Linked DNA regions of Mus musculus: region 1 is linked to region 2. Evidence: chromatin loops called from intact Hi-C (ENCODE). Cell type or tissue: heart. All regions are shown on one strand. Each heading gives the region's core, and the rest is flanking DNA. Links, peaks and the distances in the headings are about the cores only. Region 1 has its middle 14 kb from the start of Hint1. Region 2 holds the start of Anxa6 (annexin A6).

Region 1 (15,765 bases), core at 4,192-12,191, 160 kb after region 2:
CATGGGCCAACAGCTTTACTATTAGATTCTGGCCCTCCTTGTCTGCCCTCAGGAATAGTTGCTGCTTCCTGCCTCGGCAGTGAGGACAAATGGCTCAGAGGTAGGGTCCCCCAGAGGACAGGACCTGCTTTCATACAGGGTCTTGTCTCTCTCCTGGTGGCTTATGGGAAGGTTAGGAAGATGCCCAGGAGTCCAGGCTGGCCCATTGCTGTTCTCTGCTGAGCCATCTCCCTTATACAAATATAAGATGTATGCAGGACATGGCAGGACTCAAGCCTCGAGGTGTGGCATAGAAACACTGGTTCTGGCTTCTTAGAATAGTGGATCTCCTGTCTGGTGGTTTCATCTTCTCGTGTCTATAAAAAAGGGGTTTTGTAGTGGCCAAGCTGGTGCGTTACATGGGGACTGCCATGGATTGATCTGGAATGTCCCCAGTGGTCACAAGTTTTGAACACTTAGTCCCTAGCTAATGGTGCTATTTTGGGAGGTTCTGGAAGCTTTAGAAAGCGGAATCTGTCTGAAAGAAGTGGATCGCTGGGAATGTCCTCCCCAGCTGTTTCCTGTCTTGTTCTCTGCTTCCTGGTTGACCATAACGTGAGCAGCTGTGCTCTGCAACAGTCTCACCACCATGACGTTCTGCCCAAGTGCTTGAGACTTAGTGACCCTGGACTGACTCCCCGAAACAGTGTGCTAAGATGATGCCTTCCTTTCTTGAGCCACTGTGGTATTTGAATGAGAATGGCTCTCATAGGCTCAGATATTTGAATGTTTGGTTCCCAGCTAGTGGAGTTTGGGAAGGATTAGGTGTGGTCTTGGAGGAGGTGCGTCACTGGGGATGGGAGGTGGGCTTTGAGGGTTTAAACCCATGCCAGGGGGCTGGAGAGATGGCTCAGCAGTTAAGAGCACTGACTACTTTTTGCTCTCCCAGAGATCCTGAGTTCAATTCCCAGCAAACACATGGTGGCTCACAACCATCTGTAATGGGAGCCGATACCCACTTCTGGTGTGTCTGAAGACAGCTACAGTGTACTCATATACATAAAATACGTAAATCTTTAAAAAAATAAAACATGATGACAAGCCTAGTCTCTCTCTCTCTCTCTCTCTCTCTCTCTCTCTCTCTCTCTCTCTCTCTCTCTGCCTGCAATCAGGGTGTAACTCTTAGTTACTTCAGCACCATGCCTGCAGGCCTTCCACCTTGCTTCCAGCCATAATGATAAGGGATCAGTCTCCAAAACTGTAAGCAAGCCTCCATGAAATGCTTCCTTTCCTAAGAGTTGCCTTGGTCGTGGTGTCTCTTCACAGCAGTGGAACAGTGACTAAGACAGCTGTTTCCCAGGTATTTTGTCACAGTGTTGAGCGAGAACTAACACAAGGAAGGATTTGGCTCTGGACGTGGGATACAGTCCCTCCAATTTACATGGTTATGACTGGTCAAGATGACGGTGACGGGGCTGAGGATGTAGTTCAGTTGGTAGGATGCTTGCCTGACATGCACAAAGCCTGTGTTTGATCCCAAGCATGATATAAACCAAGTACGGTGGCACATTGCCTGTTATTCTAGCAGAAACAGGTGGATCAGCAGTTCAAGGTCACACTCAGCTACACTTCAAATTGGAGGTATTATCCTAAGCTACCTAAGACCCTGCCTCTAAATAAGTGCCCATGATGGTTTTTATGTGGACACAAAACAATTATCAGCTCAACAAGAATAAGATAGAATTTATTCTTATGCCAATATGAATGGCTCTGGCTAAGATTCAAGTTGCCCTAAGTAACATGTCCCTCCTTAGTAGTAGTTTCATGAGAGTTCATTAGTTATAGACCAAAGAAAGTCATAAGTCAAGGCTTTACCAAACATTCTAGAGAGGTTCCAAGCCTTTTGAAAAAGGTAGCCAGTGCTCTTAACTACTAAGCCATCTCTCCAGTCCTCATTTTTTGGGGGAAGGGGAGAATTTGGGGATATTTATTTGTTTGTGACAGTGTCCCTAATGTAGCCCTGCCTAGCCTGGTGCTTATTATATAACCCGTGCTAGTCTTGAACTCACAAAACTCTGCCTGACTGTACCTCCTAAGTGCTGGGTGCTGATTTACAATGAAGGAAGCAGGCATAGAGAGGTTCAGTAAACCTGGCTTCTCGGTAATGGAGATGGGATCTGTCCTAGTTAGCTTTAACTGTCCATCAAGTTGACACAGACTGAGATAACTGATCTGAGAAGGAGCCTCAGTTGAAGAATTTTCTAGATCAAATTGGCCTGTGGCCATACCTGTGGAGGATTGTCTTAATCTTTGATGCAGGAGAGCCCAGCTCACTGTGGGCAGCACCACCCTTAGGCAGGAGGGCCTGGGTTGTATAAGAAAGTTAGTTAGACCCTCAGGGTGAAGCATCAAGCAGCCTTCCTCCTTGATTTCTGCTTCAAGTTCCTGCTTGAGTTCTTACCCTGACATCACTCATTGTTGGATCATCAACTGAAGTATCAGACAAACAAACCATTTCTTTCTTTAATTTGCTTTTGGTTAGAGTGCTTCTTCATTGTTGCAGACTTTGAGACCACCGGGAGAGACCACCTGAACTCTTATCAAGTTTTAATTAGCCAAATTTTATTAAAGCTGCAACTAACCACAATCTCCTTGGATGGATTTAAGACTGCAACTTTTTAAAGGCTACATCTGCTCCTGGGGACCTTCAGTTCTGCTGGCATGGGACAACATCCTAGGCCGGTGTTTTGTATTGTCTTATCAGCCTCAGGTTGCTCACAGGGCTGGCCTCAGCCCTCTAAGATGGAGTCCTCAGCTACTATATCATAACAGAAGAAGAACAGGCTTCCATCTTGGAGAGCTCACTTTGTGCCCTGCATTTGTAGTCCAGACAACGGAGGGGACTTGCCTGCCATTCACATGGTAGTTTCTTACCGTTAAGGCAATGGAAGAGCCAGACAGAAGTCCAGAAGAAGCCAACAAGCAAAGTATCTATGCCCTCCTGTTCTACACTGTTCCTCCACCCCAACCTACCCTCCAGATGATAGGATCAGTTTATTAAAAAGCAGAGAGCCCTAGGGCATGGCCTTGTGGGAACGTGCCAAGGCCAGCCTGACCCCATCAGAATCAGTTGTCTTGAGCTTGAAGCCTGGCTTTTTGGTCCATCCCCCAAGGCAGTAAAAGGGCAATCAGCTTAACATGGCCAGCAGTGGCAATGGGGACAAGTTTGGAGAAGACAGGCAGGGAAGGGAAAGGATTTCTCCTTAGAGGGAAGGTTAGGGTGAAGGATAATAGGAGAACCAAGAAAACTGAAGCTCAGAAAGATCAATTGCCCACTCAGAGGTACCAGGTGCAGGTCCTCTGGAAAGGCATCCTTGTCCACTAGAGAAGATAGGGGGTGCAGGGAGGGGGATGGGCAGGAGAGTGGAGAGGGAGAGAGGCAGACATTGTAAAAAGAAGGAAAACGTGTGGTTCTTGGTGCTCTGCCCAGCAAGGGCCGTGTGTTCAGAGCTGTCCCCTCCCAGGAGGCTCACTGGAGAAGGGGCGGGTGTTTATGAAGAGCCTGACTCCAGGAGCAGCATGACCTCCTGGCCTGTCCCTGCTGGTTGCTGCCCCGTGACTGCTCCTGGCTATAAACAGCCTGTTTATTAAACCGCAGGAAATTGGCCCCTCCACCACTTGAGCAATTTGAGAGAACAGGAGGTTCCTGGTCAAGAATTTACAAACTGGGAGGGCTGGCTGCTGGGAGCCTATGGTGCTCAAAGACCTGGCTTGAAAGGGCTTTGGGGAGAGTGCCCTCCGTCCGCTCCTCTTGCAGCCTTGCTTAGGGCTTCCCAAACCCTGGAGGCCCTCAAGAGTCAGAGGTGGCCCCTTGAAGGCTATTACGTTGACTTACCTCTTTATTTGGTCAAATAGCCCCATGATTAGAGCACTATAGTGACATCAAATGAGAAGAGAGATTTCAAAAGCACTTGGAGGGAGGCAGGAAGAGCTAGCGCCTGAAAAGTGCTTGTCTTGCAAGCTTGAAGACCAGAGTTCAATCCCTAGAGTGCTCTCGTTCTCTCTCTCTCACTCTCTCTCTCTCTCTAAAAGCTGGGGGTGGGGGTTGTAGAGATGTCTCAGCAGTTAAGAACACTTCCTGTTCCTGTTTTTGCAGAGAATCTAGGTTCAGTTCCCAGTACACACAGGGCAACTCAAACTGTCTCTAACTCCAGCTCCAGGGGATCCTCAATGCCCTCTTCTGTGTTTGGTAGGCACCAGGCACTTGCATGCACACAAAATGAAAAAAAAAAAAAAAAAAAAAGACGGGTGTGTGGCCCACATCTGCAGTCCCAACACTGAAGAGGCAGAGACAGGCAGATCCCTGGGGCTCACTGACCATCAGCCCAGCCATCTTGAAGAGTTCATCTAGGCCTTGCTTCAAAACAAGGGAGGGCTGGCAAGACAGCTCAGTGGGTAAAGGCACTCGTTGCCACAGATCTGAGGAGAGCTTGATTCCCAACCTGTATGTCGAAAGGAGAGAACTGACTTGTGGACATAGTCTTCTGACCTGCATTATGGTCTCGTGTACATGGATCAGGGCACTCCCCTCCAAAAAAAAAAAATACATATATATAAAATTGTTTAAAAGAAAAAGAAGGTGAACTACACTTGGAAAGTAGCACTTGAGGTTGTCTTCTGACTTTCACACAGCTCGGCGCAAATGTATAACACCACACACACACACACACACACACAGAGCACAGGACCTGAGTCCTGTCTGGTTCAGCCGATCACTTACTTCTCCCCATAGCCAATCACTCAGGACAGAATCACTTAGGAGATGAGTGCGTTGCCACGTAGTGTGTCCTTTTTGTCCTTACCTTATGGCTTTGTGTGACCTCAAGGCCACCACACCAAGCTTCTCCGTTACACGCTTGTGCTCCTGTGCCTGGAGGATTCCCTGAGATGCCGGGATTGACATGAAACCCGGTACCTCTGCTGAACAGTTGAGATTTGGCAGATCCATGCTGGATATCCTTTGAGAAACCGCGTAAAAGTGCTCCCAAGGAACCTACCAACTTTAAAGGCACATGGTTGACACTGCTATAGAGAAAGGCAGGCTGACAAAACAAAACCAAAAAAGCATGAAGTGGATTTGTTTGATCAAAGTTTCACCTGACACATGGTCTTTAATATCAAAGACCAGAGACTCCAGGATAGCTGTCTGTGTTTGTACTGGGATTGCCACTGGGGATGTGACTCGGTTGGTACAGTGCATGCATAAGACCCTGGGTTTGATCCTCAGAACCTGATAAAAATGGATAGTGGTACTCACCTGCTCTAGGGAGACAGAGGCAGGAGGATCTCTGAGTTCAAGGCCAGCCTGGTTCTAAATATCCAGTTCCAGGACAGCCAGGGCTACACAGAGAAACCCTGTCTCGAAAAATCAAACACAAAACCAAACAATAACGACAAAAATGATTTATTGGTTTTTAAACAGTGATTGGAAGGCAGACTTGGTGGCTCAGGCCTGTAACCTGAGGCTCAGGAGGCAGAGGCATTGTAATAGTAAATTCAAGCACAGCCTGGGCTGCATAGTAAGAAGAAAAAGAGGGGAGCTGGGCTAAGAATTGTTTTGAACAGGGATGGCAGATTGCTGGAACTGGAAGGGTGAAATGGGAGGACGTGGGAAACCACAGGGGAAAACTCTGGGGAGTGAATTTCTGGGAAAGGGAGGGCATGTCTAAACCCGAGAATTAGACGGAAAATCAGGATATTTACCACTTGGGAAAAGAACAGCACAAACAGCGTCTCTAATTCCGTGGTGAGACATGACCTCCCAAGGACACAGGCATTGCGCCATAATTGAAAGGTGCTGAAAGCCAGCCTTTCGAAGCACTCATCCTGCTGGCTGGCCAGTGTCTCTGCAGGAGTGTTGTGGTTCCCCCACCCCACCCCCCACATTCCAGAGACTTCTCGATGCATTTACACTTGGAATAGGCCTCTGTCTTTTCCATTCTTTCTACATTCTATCAAACCTCATCTTTAAAAAAAAAACAACAACAAAAAAAAACCTATCTCTGTGTGTGTGTGTGTGTGTGTGTGTGTGTGTGTGTGTGTGTGTGTGTATACGTGTACATTTGCCACATCTGAGATCTGAGGACCACTTGTGAAACTCAGTTCTTCCTTCCACCAAGGGTGCCACATACTAAACTCAGGTCCTCAGGCTTGGCCTGACCCATCTTCCCTGCCCACTGATTTTGTATCTTGAAGATAGAAACCCAGTGGCAGGATAGCAGTTCACAGAGGCCTGCACATAACCTTATTTATCTTTTCTTTATTTGTGTTGTTTTGGTTTCATTTGTTTTTGTTTGTTCCGTTTTGAAAGGAGAATGCTAAAGCACGGGGTGGCTGTGGGCCTGTCATCCTCCTGCCTCTGCCTTCCAAGCGCTGAGGTTACAAGCTTGTACCACCATGCCTGGTTCCCCTTGCTGAACCTGTCTGGTTATGGTTTTCTTTTGAGGCAGGGTCTCACCATTATAGCCCTGGCTAACGTGGAACTCAGTAGACCAAGCTGAACGCATAGAAGTCTACCTGCTTCTACCTCCTGAGTGCTGGGATTAAAGGTGTGCACCACCAATATGGAATAGCATCTCTTATAGCCCAGGCTAGCCTTGAACTCATAGTGCTGCTAAGGATGATCTTTAATTCTTTAACGTCCTGCCTCTGTGTCTCAGGAGCTGGTAGAGCAGATATATGCCTGGCTCTCCTGGCTGAATCTGATTTTTTTTTTTTTTTTTTTTTTTTTTGAGACAGGGTTTCTCTGTGTAGCCTGGCTGTTCTAGAGCTTGCTCTGTTAAACCAAGCTGTCCTAGAACTCAGAAATCAAAGGCCTGTACCACCACGCCCAGCTTCCTGATGAGGTTTTTTTTTTTTTTTAAGATTTATTTATTACTGGGGGTGGGTGGGTATGGGGGACTTTTGGTATAGCATTGGGAATGTAAATGAGCTAAATACCTAATAAAAAATGGAAAAAAAAGAGATTTATTTATTACTACACTGTAGCTCTCTTCAACACACCAGAAGAGGGCGTCAGATCTCATTACAGATGGTTGTGAGCCACCATGTGGTTGCTGGGATTTGAACTCAGGATCTTTGAAACTCGAGCACTCAGTGCTCTTAACCAGGGAGCCATTTCTTCAGCCCCCCTGATGAGTCTTCAGTAAAAGTTTTACCTGGCTAGTTCCCTGGGTCATTTATCTTGTGGTTCAGGTACCATGCCTAAACTACCAGCTGCCTGTGTCTGTCCTGCCACTGTGAGTGAGTCTAACTCACATCCTCTTGGCTGCCTATCAGGGAGACCTTAGTCACAGGCATCTCTTCTGTCTTCCCTGACAGCTAATGAGATTCGGGACCCTGGGGAAGCTTGTCCTAGCAATGCCCTTTGGCTTCCGTTGCTTTTGTAGTTATCTTTGGCTAGGATTATTTTAACAACCCCCTAACTGGTGCCTCTGTTCCATGACACAGTGCACCAGATTAATCTTTTACAGCACCCATGATGTCATTTACTTCAGTTGCAAACAAAATACAGAGGAATGCTCTTGTTTGCCTGGTTTTCCTGCTGTGCTCAGCCTGTGCCACCAGACCTGGGAGTACTGTTTCCTCAGACTCCTCCCCTGCCTAGGCACACTGACCCCCGAAGTCTGTCCTTGCTCTGTGTCCACAGCCACAATCTTTTGTGGGCCTGGGAAATCCATATTAAGATGTGAGTTCTGAATGGTATATCGCTCAGTCAGCTCCATGCTTGCTCAGAGTGTTTAAAGTTGTCTTTGTCCATGTTTGCCAAAGTTGTCATGCCTTGCCCAACAAGACATGAGCCAAGTGAGGTACCACAACACCTGCAGTTCTAGTACTTGGAAAGTGGAGGCAGGAGGAGTAGAAGTCACAGGTCATCTATATAATAAGTTCAAACCAGCCTTGGCTACATGAGATCCTATCTCAAGAAAAAAAAAAGATTCTAATATTTTGCCACAACAACCTAGTCATCACCCCTCCCTTTTTGTCTCCTTTTTTCCTTCCTTCCTTCCCTCACTCCCTTCCTCCCTATCATCGTTTGTTCCTCCAAGCCTCATACATGCTAGACAATCCCTCTATCACTCAACGATATCTTCATCATTTTTGCCCAAGCGGGCTTTGAACTTGTGCTCCTGCCCCAGCCTTCTTGGTAGCTGGGGCTTTAAGCCTGCCAATACAAGTTTCTCTCTTTTAAGGTTTTAATTTTTATTCTTGTGTGTGTGTGTGTGTGTGTGTCTGTCTGTGTGTCTGTCTGTCTGTCTTTTATGATGCCTTTGGGTGCCTGCCTAAGAGGGTATTGAATCCCTTGGAGCTGGGGTGATAGGAGGCTGTGAGCCATTGGACACGGATGCTGAGAACTGAACTGAGGACCTCTAGAAGAGCAGCAAGCATTTCAACCACTTGCTAGCTTTGGTACAATTTCTTAACCATACTGACTAGCAGCTTTCTTCCCTGTAAAACAGAGCGTGACACTTCTATGTCTCAGCAGTGTCTGTCACCGGTCACGCACCCCTTAGCTCTTATCTTCCCTCTTTGATAACGCCGTGCACAGCATCACCAGCAGCTTGAAGGCAGAGTGAGTTTCCTGCCTTCTTGGGCCCTTGTTTATTCTGCTGTGTGACCACTGGTCTATTTGTGGATGAATTCGTCCTCACACCTGATAAGGACTGCCGAGGGACGGGAATCTTCTTATTTATTCCTGTATGCTCCAAAGTGTCCCCGGTACTGTGCCTAGGAGTGAATTAAATGCAGATAGAAGGCAACATTGCATCCTGGAGTCCATACCCTACACTTACTCTGCCATCTCCAGTTTTCTTATCCATATAAAGGAGATAATATTAATGTTTTAAAAATGAGACATCATTCGACTGTGGGGTTCCAGGGGCCAGGAACTCACTGTGCAGACCAGGCTGGCCTCAAACACACAGAGATCTGCCCTCTTCTGCCTCCTTAATGCTGGGATTAAAAGCCTGAAGCCAACACTCCCAGTGAGGATGTTACTATTAATGCCTGCCCACAGGGTCAGGGTAAGCTGTGTACGCGCATGGGCTTCCTTAAAGTTTAAGAAATCTTAGCATGGTTGCTTGCTGCCTCCTTGTGGAGAAAGTTCAAATCATCATGAAATATTCCTGTGATGATCTAGCAGACACATAACTCAGCACTGAAAACAAACCAAGCCTCAAATGAGAACCTGGGCCAAACAGATCGTCTGACTACAGTGAAATAGATGTCTATAGCATAATACCAAGAAGAGATCTCCTTATAAATGACAACACATTTATTTTTTTTAAGAATTTATTTATTATTATACATAAGTACACTCTAGCTGTCTTCAGACACACCAGAAGAAGGTGTCAGGTCTCATTACAGGTGGTTATGAGCCACCATGTGGTTGCTGGGATTTGAACTCAGGACCTCTGGAAGAACAGTCAGTGCTCTTAACCGCTGAGCCATCTCACCAGCCCGACAACACATTTATAAAAATGAAAGGTCGACAGGCCAAATGTTGGTGTTGGATGATGAAAATCAGTTCATTTCACTTTCATTTTCTTTCTGATTTCTTACTGGTGTTTCGTTTTTGAGAAAGGGTCTCACCGTGGCTGACCTTAAACTTGCTATGTAGCCCAGGCTAGTCTTAAGCTTGCAGCATTTCTGCCTCAACTTCCTTTTTATACCTATTTGTCTTGATTCTCTAGAGGAACAGAACTCACTCGTGTGGGCATGCATGGGTGTGACTTATAAGAATGGCTTACCAGCTGTGGAACAGCTAGTCTAACAATGGCTGTCTACCAATCAAAGGTCCAAGAATTCAGTAGTTGTTTGGTCCATGAGACTGGATGTCTCGGCTGGTCTTCAGTACATGCCAGACTCCTGAAGAAGGAGCATCTAATGCCAGTAAAAGAAAGGACTTGCCATTGACAGCAAGCAAGCAAAAGAGAACAGCTTCCTTCTTCCATGTTCTTTATATAGACTGCCAGCAAAGGGTGTGGCCCAGATTTTCCCACCTCAAAAGATCTGGGTTAAGTCCGGCACTGGTGGCACATGCTTTTTTTTTGTTTTTAAAGATTTATTTATTATTATACATAAGTATACTGTTAGCTGACTTCAGACACACCTGAAAGGGAATCAGATCTCATTATAGGTGGTTGGGAGCCACCATGTGGTTGCTGGGATTTGAACTCATGACCTTCAGAAGAGCAGTCAGTGCTTTTAACCACTGAGCCATCTTGCCAGCCCTGGCTCATGCTTTTAATCCCAGTACTTGGGAGGCAGAGGCAGGCGGATTTCTGAGTTCGAGGCTAGCCTGGTCTACAGAGTGAGTTCCAGGACAGTCAGGGCTATACTGAGAAACCCTGTCTCGAAAAACCAAAAAGTGGGTTTTCCCACTTTTAATGATTTAGTTAATAAGAAATCCCACACAGGTGTGCCCAAATGCTTGGGTTTTACTCCAGATGCAGTCAAGGTGAATAGCCACCATGAACAGTAGTGACTCTGAATGTAAACTGTATATCACGTGATATCATTGAACTGTTAATTTGCCTAAATAGAAAACTGCTGTGGGGACATCAAGATGGCTTACTGGGGAAAGCCACGGGCCACTAAGCCTAATGACCTGAGTTCAGTTCTCAGGACCCACATGATAGGAGGGAACTGACCCCATGTGGAATGCATGATACAGCATGTATGTGCATGCACACATACAAATAAAATGTAATAAAGTATCTTTTAAGCCAAGTGGTGGTGACATACACCTTCAGTCAGGTGGATCTCTGTAACTTTGAGGCTAACCTGTTCCACAGAGTGAGTTCCAGGACAGCCAGGGCTGCACAGAGAAACCCTGTCTCAAAAAACAAACAAAAAACCAAACAAACAAACAAACAAACAACCAAACCACCAAACAAAAAAAGTAGGGCCTGGAGAGACAGCTCAGTTCTAAAGGACATTTGCCAAGGCAGAGGACCCAGGTTTAATTTTCAGTATTCACAGAGCAGCTCACAAACATCTGCAACTCTCCTGGAGATCTAAATGGCTCTTCTGGCCTCTGTGGGCACCAGGCATACACATGGTGCATTTACATGCACATAGGAAAACGCCTATACACATGAACTAAATAAGTTTAAAGATCTTTTAAAGGTTTGTTTTGTTGTTTTGTTTTGTTTTTTGTTTGGTTTTGGTTTTTTTGAGACAGGGTTTCTGTGTAGCCCTGGCTGTCCTGGAACTCACTCTGTAGACCAGGCTAGCCTCGAACTCAGAAATCCACCTGCCTCTGCCTCCCAAGTGCTGGGATTAAAGGCGTGCACCACCACTGCCTGGCTAAAGATCACTTTTAAAAAGAGAAAACAGTTGTAGGTTTACTGAGAAATGTCCTTGTCTTGGGGCTCATGCTAAAGTATTTAGGGTAAGGGGACAGTAAGCAGTAGTGTCATTCCCCGATGCTCCAAACTCAACCCTCAGAAACCACAAATCTATTTTCTGTCTTAATGGATATCTTTATATTCTGGACAGTTGGTTTAGTAAATGCATGTTTACATTTAATAACATGACAGAGCATGGTACTTCTTACGACTGACTTCCTCCATTTAGCATCCAAATCTCAGCAATTTTGTTCTTTTTATGGCTAATAAAATTCCATTATTGGGGTACACTATTTTTTATTATTGATCAATTAGATGCACTTGTGACATTGTGAAGGGACAGAGAGATGGCTCAGTGGTTAAGAGCACTTGCTGCTCTTCCAGATGTTCAATTCCTATTACCCATGTCTGGCAGCTCACATTTGTAACTCCAGAACCAGGACATTCAATGTCTTATTCTGGCCTCTGCAGACTCTCATATACATGTGAGTATACCTAGACAGAGAGACAGGTAGACAGACAGACAGGCAGACGGGCGCACACACACACACAAACACACACACCTTTTTTTTTTTTTTAATTTATTATATGTAAGTACACTGTAGCTGTCCTCACACACTCCAGAAGAGGGCATCAGATTTCATTACGGATGGTTGTGAGCCACCATGTGGTTGCTGGGATTTGAACTCGGAACCTTTGGAAGAGCAGTCGGCACTCTTAACCACTGAGCCATATCACCAGCCCACACACATCTTTAAAGTGTTTAAATGCATTCATGATTTGTTTGTGCACTTGGTCATTCTAGGTGATGTTGCTCTGGACATTCCAGGACAGGTTTTTATGGAACATGTGTGTGCTAGTTAGATTTTTGTCACATGACAAATTCTTGACAAAATCAAGTTCAAGGAAGAAAGGCTGGTTTTGCTCGCCTTTCAGAGCTCTGGTGCACTACTACTTTGGGCTTAAGGTGAGGCAGAGAATCAGGGCATCGGCAGAGTGTGGCAGAGGGCATCTAATGGCAGCCAGGAAGTGGAGACCAAGGAAAGGAGCCCCATTCATGCTCCCTCTACCTAGGCCTTCTGCTTTTCAACACTTCCCAACGGTGCCATCCCGAGTCCATCTACTGGGTCAGAGCCATTGGCATCCAGTTGCTCCCCAAAAGCTCATCAGCCCACAGCCAAGCCCCCAGGTTCATGAGTGCCTGAGGGGCCTTTCACATTCAAACTATCATTTCCTCACTTCGATTAAGTATATAGTTCAGGGTAGACCTGTTCTATGGGTAATCAGCTGTGTGAGTGTTGTTTAACCTTTCTGGGGTTTTGTGTTTTGAGATGAGGTCTTGCTGTGTAACCCTAGCTGGCCTGACACCACTGTCACCCCTCATATCTTGTGCAGGCTGCGCATCCTTGAATATTCAGAGATCCTTGCCTCTGCTTCCAACTGCTGGGATTACTTAAAATCACCATAACTACCTTGTGTTTTAAGAGCTGCTAATCTGTTTTACAAAGCAGCTGAACCATTTTCAATTCCATCAACGGTTACAAGGGCTCCAATTCCTCTGCTTGTCTTTTTGACTATAATCATCCCATATGGTGTGAAATGGTACCTCATTGTGGTTGACAGTCCTACGATGGCTAATGATGCTGAGAATCCTTCCACAAGCTTGCGCACTGTGTATCTCCTTCGCCCAAGTGTCTCATTCAAATGTTTGCCTCCTTCCTTATTTTTTTTTCAAAGACATTTTTTTTTCGGCTTTTCGAGACAGGGTTTCTCTGTATAGCCCTGGCTGTCCTGGAATTCACTTTGTAGACCAGGCTGGCCTTGAACTCAGAAATCCCCGTCTCTGCCTCCCAAGTGCTAGGGTTAAAGGTGTGCGCCACCACTGCCTGACTTAAAAACGATTTTTAAAATAGTTTTAGGTTCACAGAAAAATTGAAGGTAAAATCTGTCCCTTGTCCCATGCATGTAGAATTCCCCCATTATTGGTGACCCCACAATGGTACCCTCATTACATTAATGAATCTGCTTTGACATATCACAGTCCCACAAAGTTCAGAGTCTGGGTTCACTCCTATTTTCATTTCTCTTAACTTTATGCTTACAAATGGATGTGCTTATATGTGTTTAGTCAGTTGGCAATATGGTTACTGTATGCTTACTCTTATTGTTGGTGTTTGTTGTGTGAGTCAGGGCCATGTACATTCCATGGGTGGTGATGTATGTGTACTTAAATCAACCCACCCTGATATTTTCACAGTATTTTCAATGCCCTAAAACACTTTGGCCATTTGCCCATTTTTAAATTTGTGGTTGTTTTTTGTTTTAAAAAAACATTGTTGTTTTTTTGTTGTTGTTTTTTTGAGACAGGGTTTCTCTGTATAGCCCTGGCTGTCCTCGAACTCACTTTGTAGACCAGGCTGGCCTTGAACTCAGAAATCCGCCTGCCTCTGCCTCCCGAGTGCTGGGACTAAAGGCGTGCGCCACCATGCCCGGCTTATTGTTTTCTTTTTTATTAAATACTTTATTTATATTTCAAATGTTATCCCCTTCCCTGGTTTCTCCCCTCCCCACCCCCCTGCCAGAAACCTCCTAACCCCCCTCCTTTCCCCACCCACCCACTCCCGCCTCCTCAACCTCACCATTCCCCTACACTGGGGCATCGAGCCTTCACAGGACCAAGGACCTCTTCTCCCATTGTTGCCTTACAAGGTCATCCTCTGCTACATATGCGGCTGGAGCCATGGGTCCCTCCATGTGTTGTTTTTTCAAGACAAGGTTTCTCTGTTTAATAGCCTTGGCTGTCCTGGAGCTCCTGTGTAGACCAGTCTGGCCTGGAACTCAGAGATCCTCCTGCCCCTGCCTCCTAAGTGCTGAGACTAAAGGTGTGTGCCACCACTGCCTGGCTTTTAAAACATTTTTTAGATTTTCTTAAAAATTTTATGTATATGCATGTTTTACCTGCATATGCACCTGTGTGAATGCCTGGTACCATGGAGACCAGAAGGGGGCACCATCCTATACAACTGGAGTTATTGACAGCTGTGAGCTGTCATGTGGGTGCTAGGACCTGAACCCAAGTCTTCTGCAAGAGCAAGCAGTGCTCTTAACTGCTGAGCCACCTCTCCAAACGCTGTGTTGTTCTTTTTATTCTTTTCATCCCTTCCCCTCTTCTCTGAGACAGCATCTCCATATGTAGTCCAAGCTGGCCTTGAATTCTCAATCCTCCTGCCTCAGTCTTCAAAGTGCTGAAAGTAGAGATGTGCAGGCACGGGACACAGTAGCTAGTTAGGGTCCCCTGATAGATGTGCAGGCATGGGACACAGTGGCTAGTTACAGTCTCCTGATAGCTAAAGGTTTACCAGTTAGTTTATCAGACACTCACGTAATCTCAGGGGTTGGATGAAGCAACAACTCCCACCAAGAAAATTCCTGACACCAGCCTTGGGCCTCCACATGCATGCACACACATGCTACCTATTGCAGAAAGTCATGAGGCCTCTGGTCTCTCTCCCCCTAGCTCCCTTCCTCCCTCTCTCCCCACAAAGGCGGTCTGTCAGCCAAATTCTCTAGCACAATTCATCCCAAATATTTAGCTGCCACCCTTTCCTGATCAATGCTTTAGCTTTCTAGCAGACTCTATACATGTGTTGATTAAGCAAACAGCACTTGGCAGCACTGAGAACCCACAACTGTGTTGGACTTGCCACTTTTTCAGATCTTCCATTGCTGGGGTGTGTTTTGCAAAATTTCTTACAAAGGCATGCTTTCAATCCTAGCAGACTGCCTTGGCAGAAGCAGGTGGATCTCGGTGAGTTGGAGACCAGCTTAGTCTACAGAGTGAGTTCCAGGACAGCCTAGGCTACACAGAGAGATCCTGTCTCAAAATAAAACAAAACAAAACAAAACAAAACATTATTACAAAGTTATACAGCAGAGTCACAGAAAGTCCCTGGGTTTTAAATTGACAAGTGAGCTAATTACTATTTAGAATTGATATTGTTACTGTGAAGATTTCAGCAATACGAAATTGATTTGGTGGCACACACCTATAATCCCAGCACTTATATAAAGGCAGGAAGACCAGAGGTTTAAGGTCATCCATCCTCAACTATGTATTAAGATGAAGGCCAACCCCATATGAGTTCTTGTCTCAAAAAAACAAAGAAAGCTAGGTATGTGGTTCATACAGCTAACCCCTGAACTTAGGAAGTTCAGAAGGATCAGAAAGCCATGTCATCCTTGCTACACAGCAAGTTTTGGTCATCCTGAGCTACATAAGACCCTGTCACAAAACACAATTTCAGCAATATTAGGAATAATAATAAAAGTTGGGTATGGTGGTGAATGCCTATACACTTTGTCGTCTTTATCTCAC
Region 2 (15,765 bases), core at 3,135-11,134:
CTTAGCCACTGAACAATTTCTCCAATCCACCTGAATTTATTATTATTTTTATTTTATTTTAATTTTTATTTTTTGTGACAGAGTCTCACTATGTAGCCTTGGCTGGCCTAAGACTTACTCCATAGGCCAGGCTGACTTCAAACTCATAGAAATCTGCCTGCTTCCCTGCCTCCTGAGCACTGGGAATTAAAGGCACAACCATCCCTAACGAATATTTTTAAATGAAGGAAAAACAGTATTTGGTAGCAAGTGATCTGAAATCTGCGTTTCAGTGTCCATAAATGACATCTTGGATAACAGCCACAAGTACTATCCGTGGCTGTGTTTGCACTGCAGCAGCAAGAGACTCAGCCTAAGAGAACAACCAATCTAACTTCATTCAGAAAAAGATAGCTGACACTTGACCTTTGACTTCCAAGTTCAAGTCCTTTGAAGTATTTTCACTTAAATGACATAGAACCTTCTCAAAGAGCAAACCCCGAGGGGTGTGAAAAAAACAATTACAGGGAAAGCTTAAATACCTAAGAGTTGTAGTGCTTGCCTTGCATACAAAAAGCCCTGGGTTCAGTCCCCAGCACCACCACATAAGCCCAGTGAGAGAAACAAAACTGTAATCTCAAGCGCCACCGAGGTAGAGGCAGGAGGATCAGAAGTTCAAAGTTATCACTGATTATATAATGAGTGTGAGGCCAGCCTGGGCTACATGAAACTTCATCTCAAACAAATAAATGGGGGGAGGCTATAACATAGTTCATTTTTCTTCTTACAGCTTTACACTTTGCATATTTTAATGCTTTGGGGTTCGGCTTTTTGTTTTTAGACTTGGATTTTTGTTTCTCTGCACCTAAGGAGGGTTTGTCCCTGGAGAATCCCTCCAGGGCTCTGCAGAGGGTGGCGATCAGCCTGGAGAGGAGCCTCAGTCAGCTGAGCTTGGCCCCCACCGCTTGCTCTGCCACCTGCTGGTTGACCATGCCTGACTGAAGCCTAGGTTCCCTACACATCTAAGGAAGATCTTGGCCTCCCAGGCTCTCTGGTTCTTCTGTAGCTGACCACACAGGTTGAAAGAAGCGTTGGAAAGCTGTGGTTTAGTTTCTTGTCTCCGACTCAACAGTCTCAAAGGGGTACTAAGATTTTTCCAGACCACAAAGTCTAGCTGATAGTTTCCAGGAGATAAACTTCATGTGGATAGTGCCCATGTCTCCCAGATACCCAGCATGCAGGATCTGCCCAAGGCCTTAGGGAGTAACCTCTGATGCCCCTGAGTGTATCAGAGGTCCTAGATCTAGCCTGTGAACTGGTGAAGGCTCTCAGAACACCTGCTCCTCTCCATCCCACTATACTTTTCACAGTGCTCAAGAACTTGTGTGATTACTCCAGGACCATTTGCCTCTATTCCTTCTGGGGAGATCATCTGTCCCTCAAAGCTAGACCAGGTCTAGAATACTCATACTTGATTCCCTGAGCCTTACTTAGCAAGGTATCTCACACTTTCTGGCCTTAGTTCATATTGGTAGATGGATGGATGGATGGATGGATGGACAGATGGCTGTATAGATGGACAGATGGCTGTATAGATGGACAGATGGATGGATGGATGGATGGATGGATGGATGGATGGATGGATGAATGGATAGATAATGAGTGAATGGATAAATGGAGAGATAGATGAATCCTGAATACCTGGATTGGGGGATAGATGGGTGAGTGGATAGGTGGATAAGTAGATAAAATGATGGATCAATGGATAGATAGGTAGATAGGTGGATGGATAGAACAATGGTTTAATGGATTGTATGTAGTTGGATGGATGGAATTGGTGAATAGATATAAAGATGTATGGTTGAGTATATTTATGGATGTTTGTGGGCATGGATAGATGGACAGATGGACGGGCAGATGGGTGGGTGGGTGGACGGATGGGTGGGTGGGTAGATGCATGGATGTGTAGATAAGTAGATGGGTAGGTAGATGAACACCTAAGACTGGTTTCAACAGCAAGGATATAGTGTCACTTTCTTTTCTAGTCCAAGGGTTCTCAAAGGGACAGAGAATAGATGAGGACAAAAGAACATGGCACAAGTGGTCCAGACTACATTATAAAACTGAAAACGTCACTCCCTTCCTGGTGTCTAGTCTAGGGTGATTCAAGGGGCAGGGAACATGTGTCTGGAATAGACAGCCTTGGAAATAATCTATCTTGGAATGTCCAAGTTCTGGAAGTCATACATCACTTAGTTTTCATTGGTCATGTATTTGTTGAGTGTACCCTGAATGACATCAGAGATGAAATCACTGTGGGCGTGGTGGCACACACCTTTAACCCCAGCATCCAGGAAGCAAAGACAGATAGATTTCCATGAGTTGGAGGCTAACCTGGTCTATGTAGCAATTCCTAGGTGAGCAAGGGCTACCTTGTATCAAAAAGAGACAAAAGTAACAACAAAGAAGAAACAATGGGTCATGAAGAAAGCAATCATTGATAATAAAAGCTAGTCAGGCAAACTGCATCCAAGCTTAGAAAAACTCTGTGTGTGTGTGTGTGTGTGTGTGTGTGTGTGTGTGTGTGTGTGTGTGTGTCTGTGTCTGTGTCTGTGTCTGTGTGTCTGTGTGTGTCTGTGTGTGTGTCTGTGTGTGTGTGTGTGTGTGTCTGTCTGTCCAAGAACAACTTTTGAGTGTCATCCTCAGGGACTCCATCTATCTCCACTGAGACGAGGTCTCTGGTTAGCCTGAAGCTCAGAGTTAGGCTAGGCTGGCTGGCCATATAGCCATAGGGATCCCTCATCCCCGCCTCCCCTGCACTGGGATTATAGGCACAGGCCACCACATCTGGATTTTATGTGGGTTCTGAGGATCAAGGTGAGGTCCCATGCTTATAAAGCAGGCACTTTAGCCACCAAGCTGCCTCCCACCATAGAAGAACTTCCACCCCCACACAGGATGATTTAGGAAGAGTATGTTATGATGTCATTCATCCCACTCTGCTCCTCCTCCTTTATTGGCATGATCGCCTGAGATCAGACCAGTGACCCAAGAGGGAAATGGAGGCAGGAACTACTGGGGATGATGGAGACTCTAGGCTGCTGTGGGTGTGTCAAGAAACAGACTTCTCAGGAGGCAGACTTCATTGAACAGCTCATTTAGTTGGGGGGAATTTTTTTGTTTTGTTTTGTTTTTCGAGACAGGGTTTCTCTGTGTAGCTCTGGCTGTCCTGGAACTCACTCTATAGGCCAGGTTGGCCTCGAACTCAGAAATCTGTCTGCCTCTGCCTCCCAAATTCTGGGATTAAAAACATGCACCACCACTGCCTGGGTGGGGGAAACATTTAATTGGGTAGAGTATACATCATTGGCCAGATCCAAGGTGCTGGGAATGCCTCATTTGCATAAGGAGGAATTCCAGGTACTGCTGGACATGACCTTATAAGGAGAAGGGAAGTTTAACCTGTGACCTGGCCACCAGCCTATGTGACTGCCTCAAGGGTGGCAAAGGTTGGGGGTTGTAAGGCTATGTGCTCCAGGACATGCAGGCCCAGAACAGGGAGGCAGGACAAGATTTGTCCTGCCCTTCCTGGGACAAGATTTGCAGGGTTTGGACATGCCTCCATCTCACTCTTGCTCCAGACTTGCTCCCGCAGTTGCATGGTTCCTCCTCCCCACACTGTAGTATCTTGGGATCTCAGAGAAGGGATCTGAGAATCATAGGTTCTCCAAGGAGTAAGTGAGACCTTAGAATGTTCAAAATTCCAGCCTTATCTTAGGAAAACAAGATGGACCGTAAGATCGAACCCATCCAGTTCTCTGACAAGTAGATAAGTCACAAAACCCAGTGGAATTCTCACCTCCCAGAAAGAGACCAGACCTCTACTCAGTAAACACAAAGGGCAATCCATCGAGGCATGGTGGGGCCCACCTGCACTTGGGAGGCAGGAGTAGGAACGTCAGGATTCATTGCTTATATTCAGTCTCCTCATTACCGAGAGCTACTTAGTGCTGGGTGGCTGGTGCCACTGTGTTCTCAGAAAAAAAAAGTCAGTTAACAAATGCTCTAGGGTCACTCAGTGTCTTAGTAACTGTTCTGTTGCTGTGAAGAGACACAGTACCCAAGACAGCAATTTTTCCCCCAAGACAGGGTTTCTCTGTATAGCCTTGGACCTCCAACACAAAGATCCACCTGCCTTTGTCTCCTGATTGCTGAGATTAAAGGCATGAACCTCCACTGCCAGGCCAGAGGCAACTCTTTTATTTATATATAATTTGGAGCTTGCTTACAGTTTTAGAGGGTTTTAGAGTTTTAGGGGGTTAGTCCATGACCAGCATAGTGGGTAGTAGCTGAGAGCTCTACATTCTGATTCACAGGCAGCAGGCAGAGGGGGAGGGGAGGGACTGGACCTGGCATGGGCTTTTGAAACTACCCCCAGAGATACACCTTCTCTAACAAGGCCATGCCCCCTAATCCTTCCCAAACAATTCCACTAACTAGGGACCAAGCATTCAAACATATTGAGCCTATGTGGTGGCATTCTCATTCACACTAACACACTTTGCTAGACTGTGGTGGAACCAGAAACCCAGAGTTTTTCTGTTCTTTTTTTACTTCAAAGATTACTACCCCTCGACACCCCCACCCCCTTGTTTTTGAGACAGGGTCTCACACGTACACCATAAGCTCAAACTCACTGAGGTAAGGATGACCTTGAACTCTTGATTCTCTGCCTCCACCTTTCCAGTGGTAGCAACAAGAGCCCAAGCCACCATGTCTGATTTGTGCTGGGGATCAAATCCAAGGGCCTCCCACATGTTAGCCAAGAATACCAACTGACTTACAATACCAACTGAGCTACATTTGGCCCTCAACAGAAGTCTTGGGAACAGTGTTGTAAACTTCAGGTCCAAGCTTTTTGTGTTCTGACACAGGGAAAAGCCAGAGCTTTCAAGGCTGTCAATCAACATTCATTGCCAGCCTCCTACGGGGGTGATAAGGACCCTGACTTCACCCAGCTCCTCTGCCAAGACACTCTCCTGAATTTTTATAGGACTGAACAGCGTGCAGATGTTTCCAGATGTCCTCACTGTTGTCAACTCTCCCACACATCCTCCTGTTATGGGTGATCTTCTGTTTTATATTTTGACTCAGGATCTCCTATAGCCCAGGCTAGCCTTAAACTTTCTTTGCTGGAGGTAGCCTTGAACTCTTGCTCTTTCTGCCTCCACCTCCCAAGTGCTAGGATTACAGGTAGATGCCACCATACCCTGTCTGTTCATGTCAGTGCTGGGGACTGAGCCCAGAGCTTCAGCAAGCTAGCACTCTGCAGACTGAACCGTATCCCCAACCCTGGTGATCTTGGCATTTCTCTCCACTGTCACAACTTTGATCCCACCCATGGATCAGGCATGCACTGCAGCTCTGAAGGGCACTCCTTTTGGAGGACCTTCGCCAGGCTGTCGCTACATACAGTTAAGGAGCAGGAGTCCCGGTGCATCTCTGGAAGGATTGCAATACCAGGAATGCATCCAGAGCCTTGCTATAGCGCCAGTGATGTCACTAAGCAGGGCATGGATGATATCTGGGAGAAGAGACCCAAGGGTGTCTTCAGAAGGTTTGCCAAAGTGATCAAGTGACTTCACCCTGAGTAGGACTGAGGCTGGCACTGCCAAGCCCCTTAACATGGCTCCTGAGGAACTAACACATAAGAACTTGATGATTCCAGAAGAGGAGCAGATAACTGAAGAAGCAGCAAAAGGAAGAACCAGAAAGAAAATCCCTATCTGGGTGGGGTGGCCTGTGCCTTACTACTCTGGGAGGCTGAAGCAAGAGAATCATTGTGAGTACCAAGCCAACCTGAGCTATACAGCAATAACACAATTCTGTCTCAAGAGAAATAACAGAGGAAGGAAATTCACAAAGAAGGGTGCAGCAGATCTGCAGATCCCAACCAGACTCCAAAAGCGTGGGAACCTGATGGTACTCAGAAGGCATGGTGGTACAGTCATCTCAGCATGTGGGTCAGTGGAAGGAGGATAGGAAGTTAAGGTTGGCCTGAGCTACATTGTTGATGCCCTGCCTGAAAACAAACAAACAATCCAAACAAGCAAACAAAAGCTACAGGGCCGGAGAAATGGCTAAGCAGGTAAGGGCATTGGCTGATCTTCCAGAGGACCCAGGTTCCATATTCCCAGGGCCCACAACCCTCTCTAAACTCCAGTTCCAGGGAATCCAATGCCCTCTTCTGGCCTCCATGGGTACTGCATGCACGTAGTGCACAGATATTCATGCAAAACACGCATGTAAGTAAAATAAAAATAAATCTGGAGGTTGGGGGTGGTGGCGCATGCCTTTAACTCCAGCACTCAGGAGGCAGAGGCAGGAGGATCTCTGTGTGTTCCAGACCACTCTGGTATACAAAGCAAGCTCCAGGACAACCATGTCTGTTACATGGAGGAACACTGTCTCACATGAATGAATGAATGAATGAATGAATGAATGAAGTGGGAAAAGTATGGTGACCTAGACCCTGAAGCTTGTGCAAGCAGAGATTTTACTCAGTGAGTTGCCTCCAAAGCCCACCAAGATCAAATGTCAGTGATGGCTCTTCCCTCAAGTTCCTCAGGAATATGCCAGAAGGCATGTCATAGCGGGTGACAGTTCCCCACTGTCCTGAAGAACTTCTAGGGGAGATGGTAGTTTCCTTAGCTGACCTTGAACTTCTGACCCTTCTGCCTCCATTCCCTGGGTGCTAGTATTACAGTGTAAGCTATCATACCTGGCAATATGTATTTTATAAGCAGCATAGCCCAAGAATGTTCATAAAGTCCACAGTAGTGCACTGTAATACTCTGGGCCCATACACTCACTAATGCAGGCCCCTTTATAGAGTGTGCCCTGATTAGATGACATCATCGTCACCATCACCACCACCACCATCATCATCATCATCACCATCATTATTCTGAGATAGGATCTCTCAATGTAGCCCTGACTGACCTGGAACTCACAATGTAGACCAAGCTAGCCTTGAACACACAGAGATCAGACTGGTTCTGCCTCCAACTGCTGAGATTAAAAGCATGTGCCAGCATGCCCAGCTCCAATGTACCATTTGGGTTGTTGGGGAGTTTCGAAGGATGCTTTTTCGTTTTAAGACAGGCTCTCAGCCAGGCAGTGGTGGCACATGCCTTTAATCCCAACACTTGGGAGGCAGAGGCAGGTGGATTTCTGAGTTCAAGGCCAGCCTGGTCTACAGAGTGAGTTCCGGGATAGCCAGGGCTATACAGAGAAACCCTGTCTTGAAAAAAAAAAAACATTAAAAAACAAAACAAAACAACAAAAAACAGGCTCTCAGTGTGTAGTCATGGTTGACCTGAAACTCATGGAGATCTGCCCTTCTCTGGCTCCAGATTAAAAGTACGCACTATCATACCCGGCCCAGTTTTTATTTTTATAGCACTTTTTAAGTATTTAGTTAGTTTTATATGTATGAGTGTTTTCCCTGCATCTGTGCATATCTGTTTCATGATCACGTGTTGTTGGAAGTGGCCAGAAGGAGGAATCATAACCCTTGAGACTGGAGTTACAGACACTGTGAGCCGCTATATGGAAGCTGGAAATTGAACCCGGGACCTCTGGAAGAGCAGCCAGAGCTCTTAACCACTGAGCCATCTCTCCAGCCCCAATTACCATATTTTCATCATACTGTTATAATCTTCATTGTCACCTTCACTGGATTTACAATCTTCTTCTCGCCCCCCTCCCACTCCCCCCTTCCTCCTCCTTCTTTTAAAGATTCTTAACTTTTATTCAGGCCCTGAGAGGGGCCTTGAGGGCGTTCCCAGTCATCATCTTACAGGATTCCTAGGGCCACCTGGAGGTGGGGAGCCTGCAGGAAGGCACCGCATTGCCTGGCCGCCATCCAGCAACTAGCCAGCAGGTGGCAGTAACCGTCCACTTCCCCAGGTAGTGCCCAAAGATTTTCTTCCTATGACCAATTTGAAGAGAGTTGAGAAAATCCCCAATCCTGATGCATTGTTCGGGTCTGAGTCATGCATCTTACCCTCACCCATACAGACCCCGCTGGACGTGCCAGTCCAGAGGAAGGGAGAACGCAGCAAACACGGTTCTGTCTGGCTGCTTGCTTCCTTCCAGGGTTTGTTTCCATCAGCCTGAGAGGCTGCAACACCTGCTTGCTTTAAAAAGTTCCACAGCTGAGGGGGCTTCCTCTTTGTACTTAAATATATATATATATATACACATTATCTCCCTCAAAGCTCCCCCCCCCAATAGCAAATTGTTTTCTCAGGACTGAGGCTGAGAAGCAAAGACAATGAACTCAGCCAAGGAACAGTAAAGTAATTAGCCTCCATTCTTGCTCAGTGCCTCCACTCCTGAATTAAGGCCTCAGCTTTGCAGCCAAAGAAACCAGTTTTTTGTTTTGTTTTTCGAGACAGGGTTTCTCTGTGTAGCCCTGGCTGTTCTAGAACTCACTCTGTATGCCAGGCTGGCCTCAAACTCAGAAATCCACCTGCCTCCTCTGCCTCTGCCTCTGCCTCTGCCTCTGCCTCTGCCTCTGCCTCTGCCTCTGCCTCTGCCTCTGCCTCTGCCTCTCTGCCTCTGCCTCTGCCTCTGCCTCTGCCTCTGCCTCTGCCTCTGCCTCTGCCTCTCTGCCTCTCTGCCTCTCTGCCTCTCTGCCTCTGCCTCTGCCTCTGCCTCTGCCTCTGCCTCTGCCTCTGCCTCTGCCTCTGCCTCTGCCTCTGCCTCTGCCTCTGCCTCTGCCTCTGCCTCTGCCTCTGCCTCTGCCTCTGCCTCTGCCTCTGCCTCTGCCTCTGCCTCTGCCTCCCATGTGCTGGGATTAAGAGGGTGTCTCACTACCATCTGGTTAAGGAATTTTTAATTCTGCCCCAGCCTCTTCAACTGACTTTTGGCAAAAGTGCCTATAATCCAACACTGGGGAGATGGAGGCAGGAGGATCAGGCATCCAAGGTTATTGCCAGCTACATAGAGTTTGAAGCCTCTTCCAGAGGACCTGAGTTTAAATCCTAGCAACCACATGGTGACCCACAACCATCTGTAATGGGATCTGATGCCCGATCTGGTGTGTCTGAAAACAGATACAGTGTACTCAGATACATAAATAAATCTTTTTTTAAAATGCCTTTTAAAAAATCAAATAAGGGGGGTGGGTATGGGGGACCTTTGGGATAGCATTGAAAATGTAAACGAGGAAAATACCTAGTAAAAAAAATCAAATAAAATTTGTCAATTATAATAAAATACAATCAATGCTGCCAAAGTGTGGTGGTGTATACCTATAACCCAGTGTTTGAGAGGTCGATACAAGAAGGTCATAGTTCAGTGACAGCCCAGGCTGAACAGGAAGACCTTGCAAGGCTTGTACACTCCACTCAGTTCCTACAACATCACTCCAGTCGTTACCCCTCCCAGCCTCTCTTCTCCATCAATTGTCTACCCCTCTCTAAATTCTGTATCCCTGGCTGACTTTGAACCAGGATGGCACTGAGCCCCTGGTCCTCCCGCTTGTACTTCCTGAATGCTGGAATTACAGGTGTAGGTGTATACCATCATGCCCAACCTTGATGTTTTGGTTTTTAAAGATTCAACACAGAAGAGCCTATTTGTATGCTGACGAGAACGATCATAGAGACAGTGGGAAATCTGGACAGTCTCTTCAGTTGGTAGAATGCTTGCCTAGTATGCACAAAGACCTAGGTGACATCCCCAGCCCCACATAAACTAAGCATGGTGATGAAGATTCAGACTGGGTTACTCCTGTAATCCCAGGAGTCAGGAGATGGAGGCAGGTCTGGAGTTCAAGGTCTTCCTCAGCTACATTGCAAACTGAAGGCCAGCCTGGGCTACATGAGACCCTGTCAAACAACAAAATATAGCACCTAAATAAATCAGGTGTTGGGCAGGAGTTATAACTAGCTGACTAACACACCCCAGACCCACGGTTCTATCCCCAGAAACACACACACACACGTTGGCAAGGATGTGGAGAGATCTGAAGTCTGAACATTGTGTATTGCTGTGGGAATATCAGATGGTGCAGCCACTGTGGAAATCAGTCCTGTGGTTTCTCAGCAAGCTAAACATGGAGGGATGTTGTTCAAAGGGAAAGTATTACCTACCACACATAAGGGCCTGCCTTCATTGCCCAGTGCTGTGAGGAGATTGGGGGAGGGGGGAGGGAAAGGGAGGAAGAGAGAGAGGGGTAGAAGAAGGAGGGAGAGAAAGACAGAAGGAGGGGGAGGGGGAAAGAGAAAGAGGGAGAGGGAGGGAGAGAGGGCAATTATCATCTAACCATGTCAGTTTCATTTCTACAAAACGAAGTAAGCTACGAGGGAGCCCGGGAGCCCGGGAGTCCACACACTGGCATCCACGTAAGTGTCCCCAGCTGTTGATCATGGCTCAATCACAATAGCCAGAGATTAAGAGGGTTAAACCCCACCAGCAGATGATCCCAAAAGCAAAATTCAGCAGACTCCTGCAACAGAATACTATTCAGCCATAAAAAGGAAGGATTGGCACGTGATACAATGTAGGTGTGGGGAATCCACTGGAGAAGACTGTTCAGGTGTGGGTTTAAGCCAACAGGAAATCCTAGCGGGCTGGTGACCACACTGGGTGAGCCTTCCTCAGGATGAGCTTTTAATCACAAAAACCTTCTGTGTTGACATACTTCAGTTAACAAGAACAGTTAGCCTAAGTGGAACTACGGAGGCCATAAAGCCAGGTTAGTACATTTAGAGGCTTTCCAGAAATGTATGGACTTTGATGGATTAATTTTTCTTTTTGTTCTGGTAGGTGATACTGTCTATGTGCTGAGTTTTACAGCCTGAATGGCACTTCCATCAAGGAGTCAGTGGTGCTAAGGTCTTGGAGCCTAAAGGTCTGGGTGTTAGCATTCTATCTAAGCTCCGCCCCACAGTTACCTAGCAACAGCCAGGTATGCCTGACTCACTATAAAAGGGGCTGCTTACCCTCTACTCCCTCTCTTGCTCCTCTCTTGCTCTTCCCTCCCTGCTCCTGCCCTCCCCTATTCCCTCCCCGCCCCCACGTGCTCATGGCCAGCCTCTACTCCTCTACTTCTCTTCTCTTCTCTCCTCTCCTCTTCTCTCCTCTCCTCTCTCCCCTCTCTCCCCTCTCTCCCCTCCCCCCTCTCCCCTCTCCCCCGTCCCCTCCCCTCCCCTCCCCTCCCCTCTCCTCTCCTCTCCTCCCCCTTTACCTTTCTCTGCCTCTACTACCCTCTTATCTTCCCTCCTCATGCCCTGAATAAACTCTATTCTATACTATACCATCGTGTATCTGGTCCCTCAGAGGGAAGGGGTGCCTCAGCATGGGCCCACTGAGGCACCCCCTTCCCCCACACCTGACTACACCTCCATAGTACATATCCCCATCTATTTTTCTTTTTATAAACACATCACTGGCTCCATTACACTAAAGCATGCCCAATGAGGCCAGACCCCAGAGACTACACACATATCATTCCATTTACATGAAGTGGCAAAAGAAAATCCACAGAGACAAAAATCAAATCTGTGCGTGTGGGATGGGGAGGTGTGGTGGCTCACAGCTGTAATCATAGCACTTGTGAGGGAGAAGAAGGAAAATAAGGAGTTCAAGGTCATTATCAGCTACAGATGGAGTTCATGGCCAGCCTCAAACACATGAGACCTTGTCTCAAAAGACCAGAAATAGGGTAGGAGGAAGTGGAGGGAAAGGAGGTGAAAGCACACTGGTGGTTGCCGGGATTTTGAGGGGAGGGGAAGAAGGGGAGGAAGGTAACTGCTGAAAAGATACTGGCATTCTGCAGTCAAGAAATGGCACAGAGTTAGACACAGCATTCACATAGCTGTGGATGCTCTAAACCCTCATCCCTCCGTTACTCAACACCCCGCAGCAGTTCCCCAAGGACTCCAGCCCTGCACCAGGTGATCCCTCCTCCATCTCTGCCTCTTGCTGGCTCAACACCCTGAACCCCTCTGGTCTCCAAACACTATCTTTGTTCCCACCACTGTTTCCTTGGCTTGGACACTTCCAACACATGTCTGCTCAGTTCTGCTGACTTGCTCTCCTCTGCGTCGTTCTCTAACCTCTCTGATTTAGCCTTTGCTAAGCACCCTACTAAGTACTACATCTATCCACCAGCAACTGTCCCTTTTCTTGTCCACAGTTTTTGGCCCTGTTCACATGTTGTCACGTTTGCCATGGCTTTGTTATCTATCCCCTCTGGGCTGGGATGCAGGTTCTATGACAACTGAGATATTAGTTTGTTGATAAACCTTCTGAAATAGGGCCCAGCACATAGCAGGTGCTGAATAAATAATTATAACCATCTAATTGACGAAACCCTGGGATTAGATATGACAACATAGTTAAAGGATATACAGGGATGACAGGATGGCTCCGCAGGTAAGGAAGTTTGCCCCCAAACCTGACAACCTGCGTTCTATTACCAGAACCTACATGGGGGAAGGAGAGGGCCAAGTCCTGCAAGTTATCGTCTGACCTCTGTATGGATGCGATGATAGCACTTGTGCACAAAAGTGAGTATATGTGCATGTGCACACTTGTACCCACACACGTGCACCCACACATGTGCACACAAGTATGTTAATTTAAAACAAGGGTGGAATATTGAACCTTATGACTGATGGAAAATGCCCAGTGAATGACAGCAGTTACAACTGTGTGCAGGGAGACCACGGACCCCATCTTGTCAGGCAGGGCCAGCCCTCTTCTGTTTTCTTCCCCAACCTATTTATTTATTTGATTTTTTTCTGAGAGAGTCGCCCAGGCTGTCCTTGAACTTGCTATGTGGTTGAAGATGGCCTTGAACTTCTGATGCTTCTGAGTGCTGGGATTACAGGTATGAACCCGTAATTCTGATTTCATGTGGTACTGGCTATCCAACCCAGGGCTTCGTGCATGCCAAACACTCTACAAACTGAGCCACAACCCCCAGACCATTATTATTGCATGTTTTCTGAGACAGTCTCGTGTAGCCCAGGCTGGCCTTGATGCCAGTGATGACCTTGAATTCCGGATCCTCCTGCTCCAGCCTCTCAGTGCTGGGATGCAGGCTCTGCTGATAATCTGCTCCTCTCAAAAGTTGTAATGGCATCATTCTCGTTCTGAAGGTGACACTGCCCCACTTGCTTTGCCCCAAGTGCTTCCTCCACCTTAGCCCCAGGCTTCCCATAGAGAAATCTAAACCTCTGTCTATTGGCAGGTCCCAAGGGTGGGGCTGGGCAGCAGAGCTCACCTGTTCAGTTTGCTCTAGCTTGCACCAGAGGTTCAGTAAGTGTTCTTTGGGTGAAATGAAAAACAAACAAGCAACAAACAAACGGAGGACAATTTTCCAACTAGATCTTGGAAGATGCTTACTACTCTCTGAACGAGTGACAGATTCTGGAGATAATATTTTTTAAACTTTTAACTTTTAAAAATTACATTTTCTTTATTGAAGTGCAAAAAATATGTGCGAGCCCCCTGTAGGGCAGCAAGCACCTTGGCCTTCTGAGGCAGCTAGTTGGCTCCTGAGGATGACCCTTTAAAGAAACTCAAGGAACTTATTAACAAACAGAAGTCTGCTGTCCGCTGTGGCCACCAGGCAGTGGGGGCGGGGTGGGGGCGGGGGTTGGGGGTTGAGGGAGATTTCTCTATCAAAGCTGGGCTATCTGTTTTCCAGAGGTTGTACCGCTTTTCCACACAGACCTGGATGACAACTTCTGGTCCTCCTATCACTCCCTCTTCAACCAGAACCCACTCCCCAAGGCCAAATCTAAATTAGATTTCCAACCCCACAATCTGCAAGCTGAGTGACCCTGGGCGAGGCGCGGTCTTCTCTGGTCTTTCCTTCCTTGCAAAGTAGGTGACTACGCCTGTGACCCGATAGGGCAGGAAGGCGTGAAATCTGATCAGTCAGGTAAGGTCTCAACTTCAATTTTGGCAAGCTTCAAATTTCTCAACAAAGCTTTGGTGAGTAGCAGGAATGTTGGAGAATGTGTCCAGAACAGGACATTAATTTGACTTCTATTTCTGGGTGGCAGCGTGACCTTTGCCAAATCCCCTACCCTCTGGAGGTGACGTCAGGGCTGGGGTCAGAAACGACCCAGGTAAGAGGTGGCAGGTTTCCCCCGAGGGCGCCCTCCCCCATGCCCTTCCCCTGCAGCCGGTGACACCCAAACTCCAAAAAAGAAGCACTCGGGGTGGGGCTGGACAGGGCGGGGCGGGCAGCGAGCGAATCCGATTGGCCCCTGCGCGCCACGTGTCCCCCTCCACCGTGCGCCCAGCCTGCGCTGCGGCTGCTGCTAGGCTAACGGGCTTCGAGCTGCGTCTGTCCATACGCCCTGATCTGAGGCCTCCCTAGCGCGGTGAGTGTGCAGAGTCGCTGCGGGACACGGGGTCCAGGACTGAAGGGACCTGGTCGGGTCCATGCTGGTGTGCGGTCACCCCGGGGTGTCGCGGCTGGGTGTGTCCCGGGAGGGAACCCAAAGTGCTGGCGCTGGTTGACAGCACCCTGAGGGGGGAGGGGAGCTGGTGCCCCCCGCCCGGCCCCGCCGAGGGTGTGGTCCAAGACCCAGGAGCCTAATTGTCTAAAGTAGTGGAAAAACTTGGTGACCCTCGCGGGAGGCTGTGAGTTACTCAACTTGGAGAGCTTGAGGAATTGAACAGTCTGCTGAGCACCAGACGGTTCGTGGTGTGGTCCGGGAGAAAGGCTCCCTGATGCGGGTCAGAGGAAGGACCTGCTGTCTTTCCGGAGATGCTCACCTTTCCGGGAGCCGCAGAGGCTCTTAGCAAGATGCAGAGGTCCCACTCTGAATTTTGCTTCTCCTAAGCCAACCCGGCTCCTTCCCAGTTTTTCAGGGTCTTAGTTAGATGCTTCCTACTGACCTCGAATCCAGATCCCACCACCAACTTGCAGTGTGGCCTTGAGCCAGCCGCCTTTCCCTCTCTGAGCCCCCATCTCACAAGTGTTGATAACCCCCGCTTTCAGTCCTATGAAAGTGGGTTTGATTTGGCTGCTGGTTGGGGAATCTTGAGTACAGGTGTGGTCGATGAAACTCTCCTTTAGAGAGAATCTGGCTTCTGCTTCCCCCCACCCCCGCCCCACTCCCGCCCCACCCCCTTTTGTCTAAACTCTGGTGGGTCTTACTAGACACTTCCAAATTTGGGCATATGGCTCCAGGATTTGTAGGGGATCCTGGTGTTCCCTTAGAATCTGCCCTCCATTTCACCTCACCTGGCCAGATCACATCTTGAAGCTGCTGAGCCCACCTCTCCGACAGAATAGCTTGACTCTCCAGCCTTTCTTATCCCCCGGGAACTATTTCAGCCCCTGTATGCCCTGATGTTCTGGCTGCAGGCCCTAAGCCCTGCAGGAAGACCCTGGGCAATCCTCTCCCATATCCATGAGTTGCAGCTTGCCTGGGACACTTGGAAGGACTTCTTTTCTCTCTGGGCCCTTGTTCCCCATAGTGGTCTGCTGAGGTGGCCGCCACTTCCGGTGCCCCCCCCCCCCCCCCCCCCCCGCCAATTCAACTGTTCTCAGATTTGGGAGTGGGGTGTGGCTGGGCATGGAGGGAAGGAGAAGGCCTTCATCCCCTTGCAGCTGTGACTGTCGCTCACCATGTCCCTTTACTTCCTGTCCTTTGTTTGTGAGCCTCTCTCTGCTGGGATACTGAACCTATTTGCTGTTTCTGGCCAGGGGATGCAGCTGTTGCTGGACAGAAAGAACATGGATTT

What was found. A loop is a pair of places that touch in the nucleus more often than their neighbours do. Peaks named below come from ENCODE experiments on the same cell type or tissue, not always from the same donor. Only the 100,000 strongest peaks of a DNase experiment are listed, where the experiment ranks them.
Region 1: a loop joins it to region 2, with 4 times the contacts of the local background. A loop is called at or near these places in 8 of 42 quality-filtered maps.

What each region holds. Positions count from the first base shown.
Region 1 is chr11:54,872,934-54,888,698 of GRCm38, reverse strand. No RefSeq gene overlaps it. Among named protein-coding and RNA genes, the nearest start is that of Hint1, 14 kb to the right of the region's middle. RefSeq lists an enhancer at 4,542-9,513. In heart, for the core only: CTCF peaks have their summits at 5,867, 7,083 (motif pointing right) and 9,130 (motif pointing left); DNase peaks (open chromatin) are centred at 5,788, 7,428, 8,618 and 9,078; H3K27ac peaks cover 4,731 bases.
Region 2 is chr11:55,031,987-55,047,751 of GRCm38, reverse strand. It overlaps Anxa6 (annexin A6), which reads left to right and starts at 14,281. Exons shown (of 26, transcript NM_013472.5): 1 at 14,281-14,393. In heart, for the core only: CTCF peaks have their summits at 6,226 (motif pointing left) and 7,923 (motif pointing right); a DNase peak (open chromatin) is centred at 7,911.